2 separate regions of the Homo sapiens genome follow, and region 2 is linked to region 1. A link is an interaction called in ENCODE POLR2A ChIA-PET data of the cell type or tissue named here. Cell type or tissue: PC-9. All regions are shown on one strand. Each heading gives the region's core, and the rest is flanking DNA. Links, peaks and the distances in the headings are about the cores only. Region 1 overlaps NRROS (negative regulator of reactive oxygen species). Region 2 overlaps PAK2 (p21 (RAC1) activated kinase 2).

Region 1 (11,795 bases), core at 3,551-8,550:
TATTTTTAGTAGAGGCAGAGTTTTGCCATGTTGGCCACCCTGACCTCGGGTGATCCACCTGCCTTGGCCTCCCCAAGTGCTGGGATTACAGGTGTGAGCCACCGCGCCCGGCCAGGTGTGTGTCTTTATGTGAGTGGGTGTTGCGCTCCTCCCTGCGTGTGGACTCACTGGAGAATGTTGTGGTCAGGGGCTTTCTTCACGCTATGGGGTGCTGTTCCACCACAGCTGCTGCAGTCGTGGGTCACACCTCTGCAATTCCCTGTGGCCCCGCTGAAGTGATGTAGAAGGACCATATGGCCATCCCAGAAAAGCTTACCATGTCCACTTTCTTTTTCTTTTTTTTTTTTTTGATACGGAGTCTTGCTCTGTCGCCCAGGCTGGAGTGCAGTGGCGCGATCTCAGCTCACTGCAACCTCGGCCTCCCTGGTTCAAGCGATTCGCCTGCCTCAGCCTCCTGAGTAGCTGAGATCACAGGTGCCCGTCACCATGCCTGGCTAATTTTTGTATTTTTAGTAGAGACGGGCTTTCACCATGTTGGTCAGGCTGGTCTCAAACTCCTGACCTCAGGTGATCTGCCTGCTTCGGCCTCCCAAAGTGCTGAGATTACAGGCGGGAGCCACCGCACCTGGCCAACGTCCACTTTCTAATAAGGTCAAATGGATAATGTGATGAGGGCCAGTGGAGGGCACCCAGACTCTCCAATTCTCAGTCCTCAACTCGGAAGAGCCACAGGAAACCCACTCTTTGGGCTTCCTGGCAGCCAATTCTCTACTCCTGCCCACTGGGCCAGAAAGTGTCAAGCAGAGGGCCTTGCCTGAACTCTGAAAGGCTGTTCATTTATCTCTCCTCTTCCTGTGCCTGGTAACCCCTGAATAACTACTGTGTAGTTAATCCTTTATTGCCTCTGTAAGAGAATGCTGGAGGTCAAACATAGCAGAGATTAATAATAATATGAGTGATAACGGATAAAACGCGTAGCACTGACTACCTACCAGGCACTGTCCTGAGTGCTTTACATGTATTAACCCATTTAATCATCAGTCAACACAGCATGATGTTATTGGTAGATATTATTATTACGTATATATTCTACAGATGGAGAAACTATGACCTAGAGTGACCCCAATGTCACCAGCTAAGGGTGGGGCTGGGTTTAAACCAGGCCAGTCTAGCTTGTAACCTCTATGTCATATTGGAATAGACTCTAGCACAGTGGTTATAGGTTCCTACTAAAAGAGGTTAAAAACCATGACAGCTATGCTTTAAGAATACATACTTGAATGTAAGTGTTAGCCCTGACATCCAATTTGTCTTCCCAACGCCTAGTATATAATATGGCTCAAGAAATGTTTATTAAATATGTGTTTCATTTTTTTTTTCTTTTTTGAGATGGAGTATCACTCTGTCACCCAGGCTGGAGTGCAGTGGCACGATGTCAGCTCACTGCAACCTCTGCCTCCCAGGTTCAAGCAATCTTCCTCAGCCTCCCGAGTAGCTGGGACTACAAGCATGTGCCACCATGCCTGGGTAATTTTTGTATTTTTAGTAGAGACGGGTTTTTACTATGTTGGCCAGGCTGGTCTCGACCTCTTGACCTTGTGATCTGCCCGCCTCGGCCTCCCAAAGTGCTGGGATGACAGGCGTGAGCCATGCACCTGGCCTAAATATGTGTTTCTTGAGCAGACTTTTGATATCATTGTTATATAGATGAAGGGGAAAATTACTGGAAATTTCTCAGTTTGGACCCAAGTCTATTTTCACATCTAGGCTGAAAGCCCTAGAGGAGGCTTGGGTATCCACGCTCCGGGTCTTCTTAGCCTGAGCGTGGTCCGGGCTGCCGCTCTGCAGAGTGGCATGGCAGCAAGTCCTCCCCGCAGCTGTGTAAGCCTTAGCGGTCAACTCGTCCACAAACTCCGAGGCAGGCTTCTCCAGCTCTCAAGCACCTCACCCGGAGATTCTCATACCATCGGTGCAGCTCAGTCATCCAGTTTTTTGTTTTGTTTTGTTTTTTTCTTTTTTTGAGAGAGTCTCACTCTGTCGCCCAGGATGGAGTGCAGGGGTGTGATCTCGGCTCACTGCAACCTCCGTCTCCCGGGTTCAAGCGATTCTCCTCCTTCAGCTTCCCAAGTAGCTGGAATTACAGGCATGCACCACCACGCCCAGCTAATTTTTGTATTTTTAGTAGAGACGGGGTTTCACCATGTTGGCCAGGCTAGTCTCGAACTCCTGACCTCAGGTGATCCGCCGGACTTGGCCTCCCTAAGTACTGGGATGACAGGCGTGAGCCACCGCGCCTGGCTTTTTTTTTTTTTTTTTTAAAGACAAGGTCTGGCCCCATCACCTAGGTTGGAGTGCAGGGGCATGATCTCAGCTCACTGCAACCTCCACTTCCTGGGCTCAAGCCACCCTCACATCTCAGCCTCCCAAGTAGCTGGGACTATAGGTGTGTGCCACCGCACCTGACTGATTCTTGTATTTTGTAGAGATGTGGTTTCATCATGTTGCCCAGGCTAGTCTCCAACTCCTGGGCTCAAGTGATCTGCCTGCCTCGGCCTCCTAAAGTGCTGGGATTACAGGCCTGAGCCACTGCACCCGGCCTGAATCATCCAGATTTTTAACAAGTTGTTCTTGTTCCGGGAGGATGCCCTAGGCTGGTCTCGGATGCCTCCTATCCTCAGCAGGCGTGAGAACGGCGGGGCAGGGACTGCCTGGCTCTTCCCAGGAAGCATCTTAAAATCCTGTGGTTAAAGGGCAGCTGCACATGCCCCTGTGCTAGGCAGGCACAGAGTGATGCAGGCTCCTTCATTCTCTGCCCTTCCTGATGGACAATCTGTCAGCTTTCCAAATGGACCAAGCCTTGTCAGGACAGGAGCAGCCGACAGATCAGGGTTCAAGGGAAACTCACCAACTTGCAGACTCCTTGGGAGGCTGCTGTGGCTGTTCCGCTTCTGTTCCTCCAGCCCACGGTCAGGAAGTGAAAACCCAGGCAGAGCCAAAGAGGCAGCAACTCCATCTCAAGGGCAGCCCTGTGGACAGAGAGCAGGGAAGAGGTAAGTCAGAGAAGGACATCCCAGAGGGCTGTTTGTATTATCGGCAGAAGGAGCCAGTTCCAATTCTATGTGGTCTTGGAGCTCTGTGGAGCTCCATAGAGGTGCAGCCCACAGGATACTCAGATACCTCCATTTAGCCAAGACTTCCGGCCTTTCACTGAAACTGTTGACAAGAACTCAATTTCATTTTGCCTCTACCACTTGATGGACGGGTGGCTGAACACTAAACTTCAGCGAGTCCAGCACAGAAGGGAGAAGCAAAAAGCTTGAGTAACCAGGCCTCCAGTCACCTGGAGTTTCCCATATTTTGTAATTCTGCTGAAGTTTTCCTGCCTCCAGCTCCAATCGGTCTGATGCATCCCCTGAGCTCAGTAAGTACTTGCTGAGTGAATGAATGAACAACTGGAGAGTGGACGGAGACGGAAACACGGATGGGGGCCTCTGTCCCAGAGTTACTCCTCAGCTGCTGATGTGGGGCTGTTACAAAAGCGTTGATCTCTTTGGTTCACTCATTTGACTATGACCCTTTGAAAAAAGAGGTTTGATATTTTGCTTGGACGGGGGAAACACGGAGGGAAAATGAAGAAGCAATCTTTGGGTAGAATAAAGGTGGTTAACGAAACGTGGTTGCCAGCCCGCTTGCCTGGCCAGTGCACAGAGAACAGCAATAATGAGAAGGCTTGAAGGTATACACGCACCAGCAGAGATTCAGAACTAAGGGGAGCCATAAGGGAAATGCAATATACTCATCACATTTGCCAGGTGAACAAAGGCCCAGAGATACTACTCGAGGTTGTGGATGAACTTAGTGGCAGGGCTAAGAGCAGCCCCGCCTCGCTCCCCGAGCTCCGATGAGTGAGCAGGGCAGTTTCTCCCAGCAGCGAGGCTGCACTCACTGCTGCCCTGCTGGGGACCTGACGCCCAGTGCATGCCCCCAGCTCTGCATTCTGCAGACCCAGAGGCAAGAGCTGGCCCCAGCATTCCATCTGCCCATTCCTTGACACCTACCGGAGGCCCAGTGTCTGCCCTCCCATCTTCTCCTGGGCCAGCGGCACCAGCTCACCCCACCTGCTCGCTCCAGCCACTCAGGGGCCTCCTCTTTCCTTTCTTCAAATGCATTTAGGGATCTTGAAAGCTCATTTTACCTTCTTGATCAGATTTGAATGCTCACCAGTGCAAACAGACTAATTGAAGAGCTCAATGAAACCGGGTAAGCCAGCTTTCACTTCAGGCCAGGCCAACTCCCCTTACTACAGAGAGAACCTCCAATGCAGAATTTACCAGAACTTGCCAGACACTGGGAATCCCCTTCCAGACCCATTTCTGCCTCTGCACCCACACAGGAGTCATTGCCTTGTGGCCGGCACAGGGAAGAGAGGGCAGAAGCAGAGGTGTACGGGTTCCTGACCTCAGGATCCCCCCAGCACCCTTCCCCGCCCCTGAAACCTGGGATCACCACCACTGCCCGCCATGAAATAAGGCTGCATAGTTGCAGATTTAGTAAATTACAAGGCATCATTTCAATGCTAGATACATCCTTATACTAACAAATTGTTTATCTGACATTCAAACTTCACTGGGCATCCTGAATTTTACTGAGGGGAGATGGGGAGGTAAGAACCCTCCCTTCCTCCCTGGCCACCTCTTGTCAGGTGTGGGGTGGTACCTGCTGCTGTGACTCCAGTCTCTCTGGAAGAGCCAGCCCTGCGTATCGAAGAACTGAATCTAGACGTGTAAGGGGCAAGAGTGCAGGTCCCTCAGCGAAAAGGCAACCTTCAGACTGGAAGGCAAGCCAGGCCTTGTGTCACACTCAGGAGGGGCATTTTAATTTATGGGTCATCAAGAATTTTGCAAGTTTAAAACATATCCTCTCCTTCCTCCTAAACTCAGCCAACCAGCCCAGAAAAAAACTCTTGTTGTGGCCCTGGCAGGAAGCAGCAGGATATCATGGGAAGATCATGGAATTTGGAACCAAGCAGACCAGAGTTTGAATTCTGCCTCTGTTATTTGTTATTTGTCCTTTAGGAATTCAGACAAAGTCTCCAAGACTCAGAGAATCCGTCTACAAAATGGGAGTAATAATAACTATTCCAGAGTTGCATGAGAATAACCAGTCTCATGAATGTGAAAGGGCTTCATGGCTGTAAAGGTAGCAAGTAACACAATTATTAATTATTACTTGTGAGTTCCAAACACCAGTGAGTTGACTGAGTGCTGGTTATTCCTGTGTAATCTCCAAGGTAGTTCAACAGCTACACAAAGTCTAAAATAAAGGCCTGAGTAATGTGGCTGGAAGGATGAATTATACCAACTAGATATGTAAAACATATGCAGGAAGGTTCAATTAAAAACTCTGCATTCATAAATTGCAGAGCAAGGCTAGCCCTGAGCACAGATGACTATGCTGGCTGACAGCGGTTTGTCCCCAGAGCTGCGCCTTCCCCTTCCCTGCCCTCCTCAGTGTGGCAGGGCTCTGACTTCTGAAGGTTCTGAATCTCAAACTCTGCTGTCACCTGGCCTCAAACTGCTGTCACCTGTCACAAACTCTGCTGGTTTAGTCAATGGAAGACACTCCTCCTGGGAGGTCAGACAGTAGAGGGCAGAAAGAATCCAGCATACTTCTCTCCCTTCCTCTCTGCCTTGGACAGAGACATCCTAGAGTTTCTTCCGCTGACCCCTAGGCTCTGGTGACACCACCTCCTCCTCTTTGTTTTTGTTCGTTTTGTTTTGTTTTTTGAGACGGAGTTTTGCTCTTGTTGCCCAGGTTGGAGTACAATGTTGTGATCTCGCCTCACTGCAAACTCCACCTCCCGGGTTCAACAATTCTCCTGCCTCAGCCTCCCAAGTAGCTGGGATTACAGGTGCACGCCACCACGCCTGGCTAATTTTTGTATTTTTAGTAGAGATGAGGTTCCACCATGTTGGCCAGGCTGGTCTCAATCTCATGACCTCAGGTGATCTGCCCGCCTTGACCTCCCAAAGTGATGGGATTACAGGCGTGAGTCATGGTGCCTGGCCCACCTTCTCCTCTTGTCCTCACCCTACCTAGGTGAGGATAAGAAGCTTCCTGAAGCTGCTCGTCGCTGTGTTGACTGTTTATTTGCTTTCTCAGCCTTTTCCACCATGTGTTGCCACTTTCTTGCATTAAATATCCTCTGTCTTAAATAATCTGGGCAGTTTCCGTTTCCTGGTTGGACCCTGACTAATACAATCATGTGAGAATGGCCAAGACCCAGTGCTAAATTAAAAGTATGTAATGACTGTAAAGAAATAAAAGGCTTTCAAAATAGTGACCATTGAGGTTGAGAAACACTCTTCGTAGAGTGTGTAGCTGCAGAGAGCTTCCTCAGAGCCATGGCACTGCAAAGAGTCCAAGATAAACAATCCTCTTGCCATATCTCTCTGCAAAATCCCGTGACTCATCCCCTGCATGCACAGGACTGCTTCCTCTCCTCCCACATCCTCAGGGCTGAGGACCACGCCACAGCATCTGCAGCTGTAAGAGGGCATCTAAGCCAGAGTGTGCCCAGCATGCAGGAACAGGTGGAAAGCCCAGCCGCTTCCCGAGGGGCTGCCAGCTGGTGAGTGTTCCTGGGACCCTGAGCTGCCTGTTGCTCCTGTCTGGACAAGGTTTGGCCCATTTGGAACACTGCTGCATTCTAACTAGTTATCATGGAATGCTGTGAGTCTACTCCATAGCCAACCTTGTCTATGAAGATGTGGTGTTGCTTTTTAGGCAGAGAAGACAACGTGGTTTTCTGCCTCCAGACCTGGTCATAGTAAGAAAGTGGTAAAAAGATTCATTCATAAAAACAACATGAATGGAGGTTGTATTCTGCAACAAGAGAATGCTGACAGTGAGGAAGAAGAACGTACAGCCGCTGCAAAGAGTCTCCTTTGTTTTAGAAATTATGTTTGTTGCGAACAGGTGCGGTGGCTTACGCCTGTAATCCCAGCACTTTGGGAGGCCAAGGAGTGGGGGGTCACTGGGTCTCAGGAGTTCGAGACCAGCCTGAGCAAGGTGGCAAAACCCTGCCTCTCTAAAAAAAATACAAAAATGGCCGGGCGCAGTGGCTCACTCCTGTAATCCCAGCACTTTGGGAGGCCGAGGCAGGTGGATCACCTGAGGTCAGGAGTTTGAGACCAGCCTGGCCAACCTGGTGAAACCCTGTCTCTACTAAAAATACAAAAATTAGCTGGGCGTGGTGGCGGATGCCTGTAATCCCAGCTACTCGGGAGGCTGAGGCAGGACAATCGAACCTGGGAGGTGGAGGCTGCAGTGAGCAGAGATCTCGCTATTGCACTCCAACCTGGGCAGCAGAGCGAGACTCTGTCTCTAAAAAAAGAAATGCTACAGAGTAGCTCAGATCTGAATTTTGCTATTGTTTTGTTTTTAGAAAAGGATGCTGGATTTCTACTATTCAGGTGCACGCTGGATATCTGAATTGTTATCCCGGCCAGAGTGACGGCCTCTCCTTGTTGGAGCTGCTCGGACACCTTACCGTCCCCACCCCCACCTCCCCTGACTGCTACTACGTGAGCAGCTGCTGCCAGAGCTGGGACCGGACCCTCTCCGCTAAAGGGGCTCTGAGCAAGTGCCATACGTATGTTACCACGTAGTTAAGAATTTTCTCCTCAAAGTAATCAGAGAAGCTGAAAAAGCTTTACGGAAAGAGGTCTCCTGGAGAAAGTGGGCAGCTCTCGGGGCACTCTGTGCTAGAAACAAATATTTTGGCCGGGCGCAGTGGCTCACGCCTGTAATCCCAGCACTTTGGGAGGCCGAGGCGGGTGATCACGAGGTCAGGAGATCGAGACCATCCTGGCTAACACAGTGAAACCCCGTCTCTACTAAAAATACAAAAAATTAGCCGGGCGCGGTGGCGGGCGCCTGTAGTCCCAGCTACTCGGGAGGCTGAGGCAGGAGAATGGCGTGAACCCGGGAGGTGGAGCTTGCAGTGAGCCGAGATCACGCCACTGCACTCCAGCCTGGGCGACAGAGCGAGACTCCGTCTCAAAAAAAAAAGAGAGAAACAAATATTTCTCCCTGGGTCTGGGGGAGGGCTCTCCAGAGGCAGAGTGCGCACAGGTGCAGTGGTAAATGTGTGACAGTGACACTCATGGACACACAAGGGCACACGGTGCCGGATGGAGGCCTCCACAAGAAAGGGAGTCTGCCTTTGACTGCAAGAAAAAGAGCAATTGCACCTGGGATCTGGGAGAATGGGAAGGGCAGCTGGTCACAGACCACTGAGAACAGATGATACAGAACAAAACCAACCCCCAGTCTGTGACCATTTCCAACAGTCCCTTCTCCAGGAAGCACTGGGAAGTCTCAAGCAAGCAGCTCTGGTCCCTCTGATTCTTAGCAAAACATTAGGATGACCTCAACTTTCACCAAATGTCCAAACTCAACACCCCCGTGGTGAGAGCTCCTGCCATTCTGAGCCTCTGAGTGTGATGACTTAGGAAACAGGGTACTGTCCTGGTGGAACGCCTGCCAGAAACACTTGCCCTGAATCCAGTCATGAGGAAAGCCTCTGACAGATCTGGGCTGTAAGACGTCCTGCAAGGTAACTGGCCTGGACTTCTCAAGAGTCAGTCTTGAAAATCAAAGAAAGGCTGGAGTGGGGCTGGGGGTGTCTGTTCTAGATTACAAGTGACTAAGAAGCATTTAACCAAGTGCAGTGAATGAACCTTGAGTGGATGTTGGAATTTTTTTTTTTTTTTTTTTTTTTTGAGATGGAGTTTCACTCTTGTTGCCCAGGCTGGAGTGCAATGGCATAATCTCGGCTCATTGCAACCTCCGCCTCCCGGGTTCAAGTGATTCTCCTGCCTCAGCCTCCTGAGTAGCTGGGATTACAGGCATGCACCAGCATGCCTGGCTAATTTTGTATTTTTAGTAGAGATGGGGTTTTTCCATTTTGGTCAGGCTGGTCTTGAACTCCCGACCTCAGGTGATCCACCCAACTCAGCCTCCCAAAATGCTGGGATTACAGTCGTGAGCCACTGAGCTTGGCCGGATGTTGGATTTTAAAGAATCTCTAACAGAAAAGTATGAGACAATTGGGGAAATTTAAATAGGCACTAAGTGATGAGTTTTCAGATGCACAGATGATATGAGGTCTGCAGGTCGGATAACAAGCCTGTGGTTATGTAAGACATCGCCTCTATTGTTAGGAAATGCATGCTGAAGCACTTACAGGGAACTTTCATGATGTCCGTAATTTATGTAAACTACCTTCAAATGGCTCAATAGAGACAGTAAAGCAAAATATTACTACTCGGTAAATTTAGTATTGTACTTTCTTGTAAACTTTTCTGTAAGTTTTAAAGTACTCACATTTAAAAATGAGGAAAATGAAATAAGTGTTCCTGAAAAGAGATGTTAAATTATGGTAATCTCTGTCCCCATATTTCCAGGAATCATTAACATACCTTTTTCAAACACTCTTCTCAGAAAGGTGCTCAGGAAACATTTGTTATGTTAAAAATGGAAATACAGGCTGGGCACAGTGGCTCACACCTGCAATCCCAGCACTTTGGGAGTCCGAGGTGGGTGGATCACCTGAGATCAGGGGTTCGAGACCAGCCTGGCCAACATAGAGAAACCCCGTCTCTACTAAAAATACAAAAATTAGCCAGGTGGCTGGGCGCAGTGGCTCACGCTTGTAATCCCAGCACTTTGGGAGGCCAAGGCCAGCAGATCACCTGAGGTCAGGAATTTGAGACCAGCCTGACCAACATGGTGAAACCCCGTCTCTACTAAAAATACAAAAATTAGCCGAGCATAGTGGCAGGCACCTGTAATTCCAGCTACTCGGGAGGCTGAGCCAAGAGTGTCATTTGAACCTGGGAGGCAGAGGTTGCAGTGAGCCGAGATCATGCCATTGCACTCCAGCCTGGACAACGAAGTGGGACTCTGTCTCAAAAAATAAGCAAAAAGCAAAGAACCGATTGTGATCTTTGGTAAATTAACACATTCCTATATTTTGAAAAAGTAAATATTCAAATGGTGGATGCATTAACAAGAACTTGAAATTGAGGATTAGAACAACAAACATTTAGAATTGTGATGTGTGAATTCAGAGCTTGTGATTTGCTTCTCTAGCTTTCTCTTAATAATGAATTTGTCAAAATATAGACAATACAATTGTTTTGACTTCTCCCCCCCTAAGAACTGTCTCACACCCTGCAGGTAGAACAGAAAATTGGCACACTTTTTCTGAAGAACAATTTAGCCAATTTATCAAAGACCTTGAAAGTCTGGATTCTTTTTGATTCAATGACTCAAGTTCTAGGAATTTATCCTAAGGAAATACAATGTACATAAAAATATTTTAAAAGAAATATTCATTGTAACATTAGTAAGAATAATAAAAAAGTGGAAACCATCAAAAGTCCAATAATGGAAGCACTGGCTAAATAAGTTATGGTAAAACTACATGATAGGAATGACGTGGTATGATAAAAAAATGCTTTGGTAGCAATATATTGATTGACGCAGAAAGACGTTCATAATAAAATAATATCAAGGAAAGGAAAGTGTAAAGCAGAATGTGTAGTATAATCCCCAAGTTTGCTAAAAGAATATGCAGGCCAGAGAGGTGAAAAGAGAGGCACGCGGCGGCTCGGCGAAGGCAGTGCCATGGTTCCCAGCACTGGTTCAACTCAGATCTCCGGTTCCCACCCGGTTCTCCGGTTCTCTGGTCAGCCTGCGCTGTACCGGGGCTCGTGGCGAGAGACTCTCTGGGAATGGATGAGGCTCTGCCTCCATCGGGGGGGGATTCAGAGGCCCCAGCAACCCTTCTTCCCCTGGGCCCTTCCCACAGCGACTCCAGACAGCCAGTGTGAGGAGCCCGCTTTGAGCACCTCCCTGCTCAGCCCTCACTTCCTTAGGGCCACGAATAAGCCAACTGGCTTCCCTACGTGGTCAGCGTCGGCCTGGTAGAGCCATCAGAGGTCAGCCCACCTCGTCCTGTTCCATGCCCACAGGCTGCCATCTGGCCACAGGTCTTAATAAATGCAAACCTGCTCCCACTGGGAGGTGACACCTCGCCCTTGCATGCTGGTGGTGGCTGGTGGTAGGTCCTCGGTGTCACCTTTCTATAGGAGAGACCCACATAATCTCTGCTGATAGGCGCTCAACCGCATAACGCATTAGCATCTGATTTCCCTTCAGTATCACAAGTTTGTTCCCTCTGGTCACTTCTGAGGGAGTGGCTACCTGCCACCGCCCTTCTCGATAAGAAGGAGCAGGTGGGACCTGTGTAGAGGAAGGGACCCTGGGCTGGGGAAGGAGGCCTGGGCCCAAGCCTGGCTCCTTCACTCTGGTGGTGACCACGGAGGACAGCACTTGCCTTGATGGCCTCACAGGGTTGTGTCGAGACTGAATGGGACAGTGTGTGTGAAAAGGCTTTGTCGATGTAAGGGAATGTTCGGACTTCACGTTTAGTGGGCGGGGGACCCCACCAAGCCTTCCAAGGCCTGCAGGAGGACACGCCCCCACTGGAGGGGGACAGACGCTTTCCATAGTGAGACAAAGAGGTGTATTAATCAAAGGGAAAGCAGAGTTCCTCTGTGCAAACAGCAAGCTGGTGTTGAGGGAAATACAGTGAAGGAGAAGGAGCTTTCGTCCCTTCTCCCACCCCTGGGAGCTGCAGCGTGTGGACCCTGGGATGTCCAGGGGAGAAGCGAGCACCCAGGGTCCACGGTAGACTGTGGGCAGGGGTTTTTTATGGGTGATGA
Region 2 (11,795 bases), core at 2,518-7,517, 120 kb before region 1:
GCTCCCACATAGATGGAATGTGAGTAGAAACTGCCAATGCACCTTCAATAATAATAATAAATCAGCTGCATGTTATCCAGTTTTTTGGTTAACAGCATATGTTCCAGAATCAGACTGCTTTGCATGGAATCCTGTTTCCACCACCGACTTACACTTCACCACGTCTCATGACTCCTTGAAGGAATGGCTGACTCTAGGCATGGGAAAGGGAAAATGGAAGATGAGCCCAGAGCACGCTGTAGTGTCAGAAGGCAAGGGAGCACTTTAAAAGGATGAGGAAATGCCAAAGGGACACAGGAAAGATTTTCCATAGGCCAATGCTGGGATGATTTGAGCAAATTAGTATACTATTAGATTACGACCCAAAGTATCAAATAAGTATGTTATTCCATACTGACATAAATAAATGAATAAGTAAATAAATGGGAGAAAAGGAACAAATCTTTCTTACAGAAGAATTGCAAATAAAATAGGTAAATATGTCTCCCTCTAGGAGTTTCAGCTTAATCCTTGTCTCCTCTTGAGTGAAGGCAGGACTTAGTGACTCACTTCCAAAGAACAGTGTATGGCAAGGGAAAAATAACTTTGCAGTGAAAAAACCTGGCAAACATGCCTTATTAACCAAGTGACCACAGTTAACATCACCAGCGACAAGTCATGACAATATTACTTATCCCCTAATCTAATGTGATGGGACGCACACTTCACCTCTGTGGTATTCTTCCCCCAAACCCACAGCCCCAGCCTAATCACGAGAAAAACACCAGACAAACCCCAGTTGAGGGATATGCTACAAAACTCCTGACCACTACATTCCTCCAAACTGTCAAGGACACGAAAAACAAGACTGAGAAACTGTAACAGATCAGAGGAGACACAACCATAAACGCAACGTGACACCCTGGATTGGATCCTGGAACAGAAAAGGGGCACTGGTGAAACAACTAGTAGAATCCAAATAAATCCTAGAATTTGGTTAACAGTGAGGTACCAATGTTGGCTGCTTTGTTTTGACATACGTATCACGGTTATGTAAGATGTTAACATTAGAGGAAGCCGGGTGATAGGTATACAGGAAATCTACTATCTGTGCAATTCATCTGTAAATCTAAAATTATCCCCTAATAAAAACTCTATTAAAAAGGGAGTTAGTAAGTTCCTCAAAAATTAAATATAGAGCTACTATGCGACCCCGCAATTCCACTCCCAGGTATATAGCCAAGAGAACTGAAAAACATGTTCACGCAAAAACTTTGTATGAATGTTCACAGAAGCATTCATAACAGCCAAAAGATAGACACAACCCAAATATCCATCAACTGATGAACGGATACACAAAACGTGGTGTATCCATAAGATGGAATATTGTTTGGCCGCAAAAAGAAGTACCGATACACGCTGCAACATGGATGACCCTCGAACACTAAGTGAAAAAAGCCATAAAAGGCCACATATTGTAGGATTCCGTTTCATATGAAATGTCCGGAACAGGGGCATCCACAGAGACAGAGAGGAATTTAGTTCATAAACACGGCTGATTAGTGAGTGGTTGCTAAGGAGTGAGGGAAATGAGATGGGGCTCCTAATGGGTATCAAGTTTCTCTGGGGGACGCAAATGTTCCGGTATGAAGACAGTGGAGATGGCTGCACAGCCCTGTGAATACACTAAAACCACTCAATTGTACACTTTAAAATGGTGAATTTTTGGTTATGCAAATTATATCTCACTATCTACTCACAGAATAAAGATTAAATGAGCTAACAAAGATTAAAAGCTGCTGCAATTGTTATCATCATTACTATTTATAAGACTCTGTGCTAGACATTAGAGAAAATAAAAGACGACCTGAGTCCTCTGTAAGAGTTCATAACCTGGAGAAAGACCAACACGTACTTGTTTTAAGTTAGGTCAGGCATTCCCTTTATTGGTATCTGCTCTCAACACAGGCATATTAAAGCTACTCAGCTCCTTCAAAGTAGCCGTTCTCAAAACATTTTGGCCACAAGACCCTTTACACTTGTCAACATTAATGAAGAGTCCAAAGAGTTTTTGTTGATGAGGGTTATGTTTATATATACTTACTGTATGAGAAATTAAAACAAGTTTTTGGCTGGGCATGTTGGCTCGCGCCTGTAATCTCAGCACTTTGGGAGGCCAAGGTCGGGGGATTACTTGAGGTCAGGAGTTCGAGACCAGCCTGGCCAACATGCTGAAACCCCGTCTATACTAAAAATTTAAAAATTAGCTGGGCGTGGTGGCGCGTGTCTGTAGTCCCAGCTACTCGGGCGGCTGAGGCAGGAGAATAGCTTGAACCTGGGAGGCGGAAGTTGCAGTGAGCCAAGATCATGCCACTGCACTCCAGCCTGGGTGACAGAGTGAGAATCTGCCTCAAAAATACAAAACAAAACAAAAAAAACCAAGTTGTTTAAATAATTCATTTAAAAATAACAACAAACCCATTACATGTCATACATTTTTATGAAAAATGACTATTTTCCAAAACAAAATAAGTTGAGTGAGAAGACTGATATTCTTTGACATTTCTGCAAGTCTTTTTCATGTCTGGTGTGGTAGAAGACAGCCAGATGATCAGATCTGCTTCTGCATTCAATCTGTTGTGCTGAGTTGTTTTAGCTGAAATTTACGAAAAAAATCTTGTCTTACGCAGATACCCACCTGAAAACGGAGGAGCATTTTAACAGCTTTCACATAATTGTGGATTTTCTTCTTTGGTATTACACTAAACCTGACCTTCCTAAAAGGTTCATTGTGGAATCTGAAATCACAGCAATGAATCTTCTTGTACCCTATTACATTAAACCAATTGACTCTCTTGAATTTTGAATGAATCTGTTACCCATGCAGAAGTTTTACAATGTCATGAATTGGTTTTTGGAAAATATTGGTTCCCTGGGTTTTGAAGATACTCCCAATGTTGACACATCTCGTTATGCAGTAAAAATAAAACCACATTCATTAATATCACCATCTATGTCATCAGAGTAAGTCAAGCGCTGAGAAACTGCTAAAATCAACATAGTGGATACAAGTTTTCTAAAACTCTGATTTTTGATTGAAAGCCTAAATTGTGTCAGTAGCAACAAATTCTGTCACTATTTTTGAGGAAATGTCCGCAAAATACGAAGTCTGAACAACCGGAATTTGTGGGTCAGTTGTTCTTCCAAATAAAAAAAGGTGTTGCATGAAACAGAGGGCTAGTTTAGCTCTCTTGCAGAAGTGGTTATCTCCAAGACAACGGTTCATACTTTGGTACGCAGAAGTACCTTATGAGTACTTCCCATTTTGCTATATAGAATACTTGATCAATAACTTTATTGTTCCATTAAGTATATTATTACGTGAAACTGGCACTTTACTGCAAGCACTTGGCCATGGCCTTGGTATGGGTTAAAGTAACGAGCAATTTGACCCACTTCTGCTTTTGCCCCATCAATCCGTACGTCAACACAGTGTGAAAGCAAATAATGTGTTAAGAATATTCGGAAAAAGGTTTTGACATCAGACTCCCCCACGGTATTGCAGACCACACTTTGAGAACTGCTGCTTTAAAGCGTACTCCATCTTTACCCTTCACCTACATACCCCAAATGCTTTGATGTTTTACGGAGGTGGCAGAAGACTCATATTTATTTCATCTTATACTCGACAGAACACATTTTAACAGAACAAATAAGCAACAGCTAGATTTCCAAGCTAGGGTACAGAAACCTCTTCAATCCTTAACATGTTGAAAACCCAAATGCATGCAATGGTATTTACCATACTGCTTTTCATTACAGTATCAGAAAGGTCAGAAGGCTTTTTCACGGCTGAGCCAGAGAGACATTTTCATTCATGAGAAGCAATGCTAAATTCTAAGCAAATGACATTACACAGCAACTTTCAGAACACAGCCTTTCCTTACATTTTGGTTATCCTTCGGTGGCTCACGCCTGTAATCTCAGCACTTTGGGAAGCTGAGGCGGGCAGATCACAAGGTCAAGAGATCGAGACCATCCTGGCCAACATGGTGAAACCCCGTCTCTACTAAAAATACAAAAATTAGCCGGTTGTGGTGGTGGGCGCCTGTAGTCCCAGCTACTCGGGAGGCTGAGGCAGGAGAATTGCTTGAACCCGGGAGGCGGAGCTTGCAGTGAGCCGAGATCGTACCACTGCACTCCAGCCTGGGCCACAGAGTGAGATTCCGTCTCAAAAAAAATAAATAAATAAATATTTTTTCTACTGTTCAATGTTAGTATACTATGCAGTAACTTATGTTCTGTACATACTCAGTCTAATAGAACTAAAGAGGAACCACAGCGTTGTGTTTTTCGGAACTTTTTAGTGACTACACACTATCATGCTGAATGAGCTGTCTCAAGGAAATTCCAATTAACATGACGTACCCTTTAAGCAATACTTGCCTGAACAAAACCCTAATTTAATAGTAAACTTGAGTCAGAGATGTCCCTAATGAAATTATTCAAGATGACAACCATGCCGCCACAATTCTAATATACCACGAGTGACTAGATCTCAATAAATATAAGCATGGCCTTGGATACAATACTGATGCCTCTACCAGCTGCTTAGCTGGGGATTTACCACATCATCTCTGGATTTCTCTCAGTCTCTATGTTTTCAGTTGTTGTTGAGTGGAAGAAATTCTATTAGGTTGGTGCAAAAGTAGTTTCTATTACAAGTAATGACAAAAACTGCAATTACTTTTGCACCACCTAATAACTAGCTCCCTAGAGGGTTTCTCTGTGTTCAGTTTTTTTGTTGGGAGAAAGAAGTCAGAATTGGTTAAATATACCTTAATTATCATGCAGAAGTTGACTAAAGGTAACAAGTGCTATGACTCTCCCTGGCTACACATCGTCCTGACTAGCTGCCCATAACCTACAGACTGAGGACTAAACTCTGGCATTAGGGCCACTGAACTCTGAACTGCTGAGTCAATTTCATCTCACGTGACTGCACCATGTCAATCCTATGCCTCATATTCCTCAAATACACCAAAGACTTTCCTGGCCTAAATAATTTTTATGTATCTATTTCTGCATTCTTAGCTTTTCTTTTTCCTTTTATCTACCCAACCAAATCTTTCAAGGCTTAGTGAAAATGATTTCCTTCCTGAGGTCAGTCCTTGCCCAAAAAGATCCCTCACATCCTCTAAACTCGAGTTACACAGGAAAACAAATTCACACGGTATTAAGATTGTAAAGGATTAAGTCATCTAGTCCATCTGCCTTGTTTTATATGTGAAAAAAAACCAACTTACCCAAAAGTAAGTGGTTAGCCTAAAGGCACATAAATCTAATTACTAACAGAACTAAGACTAGAACTCAAGTTTCCTAACAACTCTGAATCTCAGGCTCTTTTTTCTTACTTATGCTAATATACTGGGCCATTCTTCGGCAATGAATTACAACTATAAACCCTTAGTTATTTTATCTGCTTTTCCTACCTAAGACCTCAAGCAATTCAAAGGCAGGTACTGTGCATGTATTAGGCAATGTTTACTGATTTATGGTACCATACTGTGTCCACAGATTTTTTTTGTTGTTGTTTTTTTTTGAGACGGAGTCTCGTTCTGTCCCCAGGCTGGAGTGCAGTGGCGTGATCTCGGCTCACTGTAACCTCTACCTCCTGGATTCTCCTGCCTCAGCCTCCCGAGTAGCTGGGATTACAGGAGTGCGCCACCACGCCCGGCTAATTGAATTTGTTGTTTTGTTTTGCTTTTTTTTGAGATTCTGTCGCCCAGGCTGGAGTGCAGTGGCGTGATCTTGGCTCACTGCAACCTCTGCCTCCTGGATTCAAGCAATTCTCCTGTCTCAGCCTCCCAAGTAGCTGGGAGGCGGATACCACCACGTCTGGCTAATTTTTGTATTTTTGAGTAGAGATGGGGTTTCACTATATTGGTCAGGCTGGTCTCAAACTCCTAACCTCAGGTGATCCACCCACCTCGGCCTCCCAAAGTGCTGGGATTACAAGCATGAGCCACTGTGCCCGGCCTGAACTTGTTTTCTTAATCAAACAGCACTAGACAACATCAACTACCCCATATTAACAAAAATATATTTAGAAAGATTTATACTTTTCCCCTCACAGCTGATTCATGACCTTCAGTTCTCTTTTCCATAAAACAGTATTTTTTGTGTGTGAATTGCTACTTCTGACAGTGTCAAATGCCTGAAAAGTACCAAATGAGACTGTGATAAGGTTCCTTATGTTCATCTTATATGTTAGCCAAAAACAATATTAGGTATAAAAATAATTCATGGTAAAATACTGATTTACCTTATGTTTTGCTTAACCATTAGTAACAAATGTTTTACAAAAAAAAGAGCAAACGGTAAGTAGTGCCTCTCTCTAAATCTGTTCAAACACTTTTTGCTACTTTTCAGTGAAAAACAAGTAGGCGAAACAAAAAGTGTGCCCAAAACACACTGTACTCTTCTAAGAGGCCCACTGTTTAACTGTGACACGACTCAAACACAAACAATTCCTCAATTGTCTGCTGAAGGAGACTAGGGGTGGCTAAATATACAGCAGAAACGAACAGCGGAGTGGTATCTGGAACCGGTCAGCCCAAATAGTGGAGATTACTAAACTTACTATTATCTGCTGGGATCAACTACAGTACTCCAAGTGTAAACCATCTATTACTGAAAAACACAATGATTTAAAAAGCATTTTTATTTACTTTTTATATAAATAACAAGTGAGCCTTAATTTTTCAGTACATTATGAATGCAGTAACACTAATTAATCACCCAGACTTTCAACAATCTCTCAATAAGCTGCAAGAGCCCAACACCAGTGGCCCTTCCCTCCCCACCTGCCCCGTCAAAAACACAAAAGAGCCTCAGATGTCTTTGAGAGCAGAAGCATGAATGAAAACATTTCCAAATCACCTGAAGATGACAACACACACTCTAAACAGAAGGTTCACAACTCTGAAGCAAGAGTGTTCTCATGTGGTGACGGTGACAATGGCCATAACATCAGTCCCACTAGTAGCAAATCCAGAAAGAAAAGAGGGAAAGCGAGAAAAGAGATGCAGAAAACACAATCTGGAGGCTGGTAAAAAAGAAGGAAACTAAAACTTCGCTTCAAACTCTAAGATAAAGGTCTGGATAACGTATCAAGTCTTTTTAAATGCATGGATGGGCTAGTAAAATAAGAGGGATGATTCCATAGAGCCCAAACCAAAGCAAAACCAGGAACTCAAAAAGAGTAAGCAATTTACTAATCTACTTATTCTCGAGGGATTCTGACTAAACCCCAGAGACCTCATGCTTCCACTTTGATGGCTGCCACAGGGGACAGGTAGTAAAACCCAGTCTGCCTAATGTTGAAAAATTAACAGGCGTCCCTCCCACATAAGGCTAGGCCTGAAAAAGGCTATAATGCACATAACAACCAATCAGGAATAAATCCCTCTGGACAGAAAGGAACAAGAGAACCTTTAGCATTTTGAAAATGGTGATGGCAAGAGGAGGAAAAATCTCTGAAAAACACAGATATGGAATGCTGTGTCAAAGGACACATAGAAGCAGCTTGAAAATAAAAGCAGAATAGAGCGAATATGAAAACACCATACAGAACTTTCAATAAGAAAAAATAAATGAAAGCTAAAACTCAACATTTGAAGTAAAAAGCAGCATAGACATAGTGTTAGACAGAATTAATGAACAATGAACTAATGAACTCATTGCAGACAATGAGATAGAAAATATGAAAGAGGAGGCCGGGCATGGTAGCTCACGCCTGTAATCCCAGCACTTTGGGAGGCTTAGGCGGGTGGATCATCTGAGGTCGGGAGTTCGAGACCAGCCTGACCAACATGGAGAAACCCCATCTCTACTAAAAATACAAAATTAGCCAGGCGTGGTGGCAAGCACCTGTAATCCCAGCTACTCAGGAGGCTGAGGCGGAAGAATTGCTTGAACCTGGGAGGCAGAGGTACAGTGAGCTGAGACTGCACCATTGTACTCCAGCCTGGGCAACAGAGCAAGACTCTGTCTCAAAAAAAACAGAAAAAGAAAATATGAAAGAGGAGATGAGTAGATTAGATGGTCTAACATACAACTACTTGGAGTTCCAGAAGGTGGTAGAATGAAGGACTGGTCCACTGAACAAATTAATAGCTGAGAAATTTCCAGAACTGATAAAGAACACAAATCTGTAAGTAGAAGTCTAATGAATCAAAAGCAGGATAGAAAATTATCTACAAGTAGACACATCGTAGTGATATTAATAATATCAAAGACAAAGAATTCCTAAAATTGGCCAAAGGAGAAAAAAAGACAAATTTCACAGAAGCAGTAATTGAATGGTCAGCTTACTTCTTGATATCAACAATGAAAGCAAGAAGACAGTGGAGTATCATCAGTGTGTTGAGACAAGAAGCTGCCAACATAAACTGCAAACTCAACAAAACTATTTTTTAAGAATGAGGTAAACAGAAACATTGAGACAATTGTTTTTTTTAAAAGACCAGAATCACTACACACTCTTAAAGTCAATTAAGTTTAAAATAACAAAAAGATAACTAGGAAAGAAATACATGTTTAGAAATTTGAAAACACCTCCAACAAACCCCAGTTAAAAAAAGACATAATGAAAATTGAAAAATATTTAGAACTGAATGGAGATTTAAAGACTATATATAAAAAACTCAGGCCAGGCATGGTGGCTCATGCCTGTAATCCCAGCACTTTGGGAGGCCAAGGTGGGCAGATCACTTGAGGTCAGGAGTTTGAGACCAGCCTGGTCAACATAGTGAAGCCCTGATTCTATTAAAAATGCAAAAATTAGTCGGGCGTGGTGGCATGCGCCTGCAATCCCAGCTACTCGGGAAGCTGAGGCAGGAGAATTGCTTGAACCCGGGAGGCGGAGATTACAGTGAGCCGAGATGGTGCCACTGCACTCCAGCGTAGGAGACAGAGCTGGACTCTGTCTTTAAAATACAATACAATACAATAAAATAAAATACTATATATAAAAAACTTGCAGGATTGAATAAACAAAATGTGGCATATATACACACAAACAATTCTTTTTTTAAGAGATGGGGTCTTGCCGTGTTGCCCAGGCTGGAGCACAGTGGCTACTCACAGGCATGATCAGAGGGCAGCACTGCAGCCCTTCAGCTCCTGAACTCAAGCAATCCTCCCACCTGATCCTCCCAAGTAGCTGTGCTGAGACTACAGGTACATGCCACCATACTGGCTCAGGAATGAAATTCTGATATATATTATTAATAAAAATGAACTCTGAAAATAATATGCTAAGTAAAATAAGCCAAACACAAAAGGACAAATACTGTATATATATACTTTTAATGGAGATAGGGTCTCACTCTGTCACTCAGGCTGGATTACAATGGCATGATCAGACCTCACTGCGGTCTAAACCTCCTGGGCTCCAGTGATCCTCCCACCTCAGCCTCCTAAGTAGCTGGAACTACAGGTGCATACTACCATCCCCAGCTAACTTTTAAACTTTTTAGCAGAGACAAGGTCTCACTATGTTGCTCAGGCTGGTCTTGAACTCCTTAGCTCAAGCTATCCTCCCACTGTGGACTCTCAAAGTGCTGGGATGACAGGTGTGAGCTGCCATGTCCGGCCTAACAAACACTGTATTAATTTCACTCAAGTGAGATACCTTAGTCAAATTCATAGACAGAAAGTAGAATAAAGGTCATTAGAGACGGGGCAAAGTGCAACATGCAGAGTTACGGCTTAATGGATGCGGAATTTCTTTTTCTTTTTCTTTTTCTTTTTTGAGACAGAGTCTCGCTCTGTCGCCCAGGCTGGAGTGCAGTGGCATGATCTCAGCTCACTGCAAGCCCTGCCTCCCAGGTTCAAGCAATTCTCCTGCCTCAGCTTCCCCAGTAGCTGGAACTGCAGGCGCCTACCACCACGCCCAGCTAATTTTTTGTATTTTTTTTTTTAGGAGAGACGGGGTTTCACCGTGTTAGCCAGGACAGTCTCGATCTCCTGACCTCGTGATCCGCCCGCCTTGGCCTCCCAAAGCGCTGGGATTACAGGCGTGAGCCACCACGCCTGGCCGGGATGCGGAATTGCTGCTTGGGATGATGAAAATGCTCTGGAAAAGGATGGTGGTGATGGTTGTACAACATTGAATATACTTAATGCCACCAAATTATACACCTAAAAATGCTTAAATAATACATTTTATGTTATGTATATTTCACCAGCAGCACAACAAAAAACTAGGATACGAAGCCCTTACAGCTCTGAATTTTTATTTATATTATTTTTTTGAGACTCACTGTCACCCAAGCAGGAGTGCAGTGGTGCAATAACGGCTCACTGCAGCAACCTCCTGGGCTCAAGTAATCCTCCCACCTCAGCCTCCGAGTGGTTGGCACCACAGGCGTGCACCATCACGCCCAGCTAATTTTTGTATTTTCTGTAGAGAAAGGGCCTCCCTATGTTGCCCAGGCTGGTCTTGAACTCCTGGGCTCAACTGATCCATCCTCCTTGGCCTCCCAAATTGCTGGGATTATAGGTGTGCACTACAGTGCCCAGCTAGCTCTGAATGTTTACATCAAAAAAGGAGAACTTCCAGCCTGGGTAACAGAGCAAGACCCTGTAAAAAAATAAAAGTAGGCCGGGCACGGTGGCTCACACCTGTAATCCCAGCACTCTGGGGGGCTGGGCGCGGTGGATCACTTGAGGTCTGGGAGTTCGAGGCCATCCTGGGCAACATGGTGAAACCCTGTCTCCACTAAAAATACAAAAATTAGCTGGGCATGATGAGACGCGTCTGTAATCCCAGTTACTCAAGAGGCTGAGGCAGGAGAATCGCTTGAACTCATGAGGAGGAGGTTGCAGTGAGCCGAGATTTCACCCCGTATTCCAGCCTGAGGGACAGAGCAAGACTCCATCTCAAAAATAAAAATAAATAAAAATAAAGAATTAGCTGGCCATGGTGGCTTGCACTTGTAATCTCAGCTACTTGGGAGGCTGAGGCAGGAAGATCACTTGAGCCCAGGAGGTTGGGGTTGCCACTGCACTCCAGCCTTGGCAACAGAGTGAGACCTTGTTTCAAATAAATAAATAAATAAATACATACATACATATATAAATAAAATAAAGGAGAACTAAAAATTAACGAGTTAAGCATCCAACCTAAGAAGTATAAAAAACAGTAAAATAAATCCAAAGAATGTAGGAAGGAAATAATCAAGATAAATCAGAAATTACTGAACAGAAAACTAATATACAAAAAGGACTATCAATAAAGCCAAAAATAGTGTCTTGGGCAAAACTAGTAAAATATCTCGGCAAAATTAATCAAAACAAAGAGAGTAAAAAATAAACATGATTAGGAATGAAAAGCAGTTCTGCTGGCATTCAATGAGCAGGGACCACAGGTATCCGATGTTTTGCAATGTGCTCACAACTCCTCAGTGTCCCACCACGTGTTGATTTATCATTTTAAAACTTATAATGATCTGAACTGAGGACAAAATTCTATTTCACATATGAAAATATTTTTCCAGTTTTAGCATACACTGAATTTTCCAGATATGCAACCACTATGTGAACCAAGAGGAGCTTGTACTTTGGCTCAGACTTCACCAAGAAGTTTATTCACAATTTTGGAAATCATGTCACTAGCAATACTGTGCTCATGCTGGTTGAGTCACCAACAGCAGAGTCCATATGATGAGACCGCACTGTGGTCACCCCTATGTATAGACACAAGTCTCTGGTCACTGCATAATGGCTTTTAGTATAGTTGTGATCAAGTA

What was found. Peaks named below come from ENCODE experiments on the same cell type or tissue, not always from the same donor. Only the 100,000 strongest peaks of a DNase experiment are listed, where the experiment ranks them.
Region 2: POLR2A ChIA-PET joins it to region 1 with 8 read pairs; 2 of 35 experiments call an interaction of 5 or more read pairs at or near these places.

The regions. Positions count from the first base shown.
Region 1 is chr3:196,645,758-196,657,552 of GRCh38, reverse strand. NRROS (negative regulator of reactive oxygen species) reads right to left here. Exons shown (of 3, transcript NM_198565.3): 2 at 2,906-3,026. The coding sequence starts at 3,013. Among named protein-coding and RNA genes, the nearest start is that of NRROS, 12 kb to the right of the region's middle. RefSeq lists enhancers at 6,036-6,801, 9,100-9,865. In PC-9, for the core only: no CTCF peak of the experiment used is centred there; a DNase peak (open chromatin) is centred at 6,312; H3K27ac peaks cover 1,117 bases.
Region 2 is chr3:196,767,818-196,779,612 of GRCh38, reverse strand. All of the region lies in intron 1 of PAK2 (p21 (RAC1) activated kinase 2), which reads right to left. Among named protein-coding and RNA genes, the nearest start is that of PAK2, 34 kb to the right of the region's middle. RefSeq lists a silencer at 6,735-6,991. In PC-9, for the core only: no CTCF peak of the experiment used is centred there; no DNase peak of the experiment used is centred there.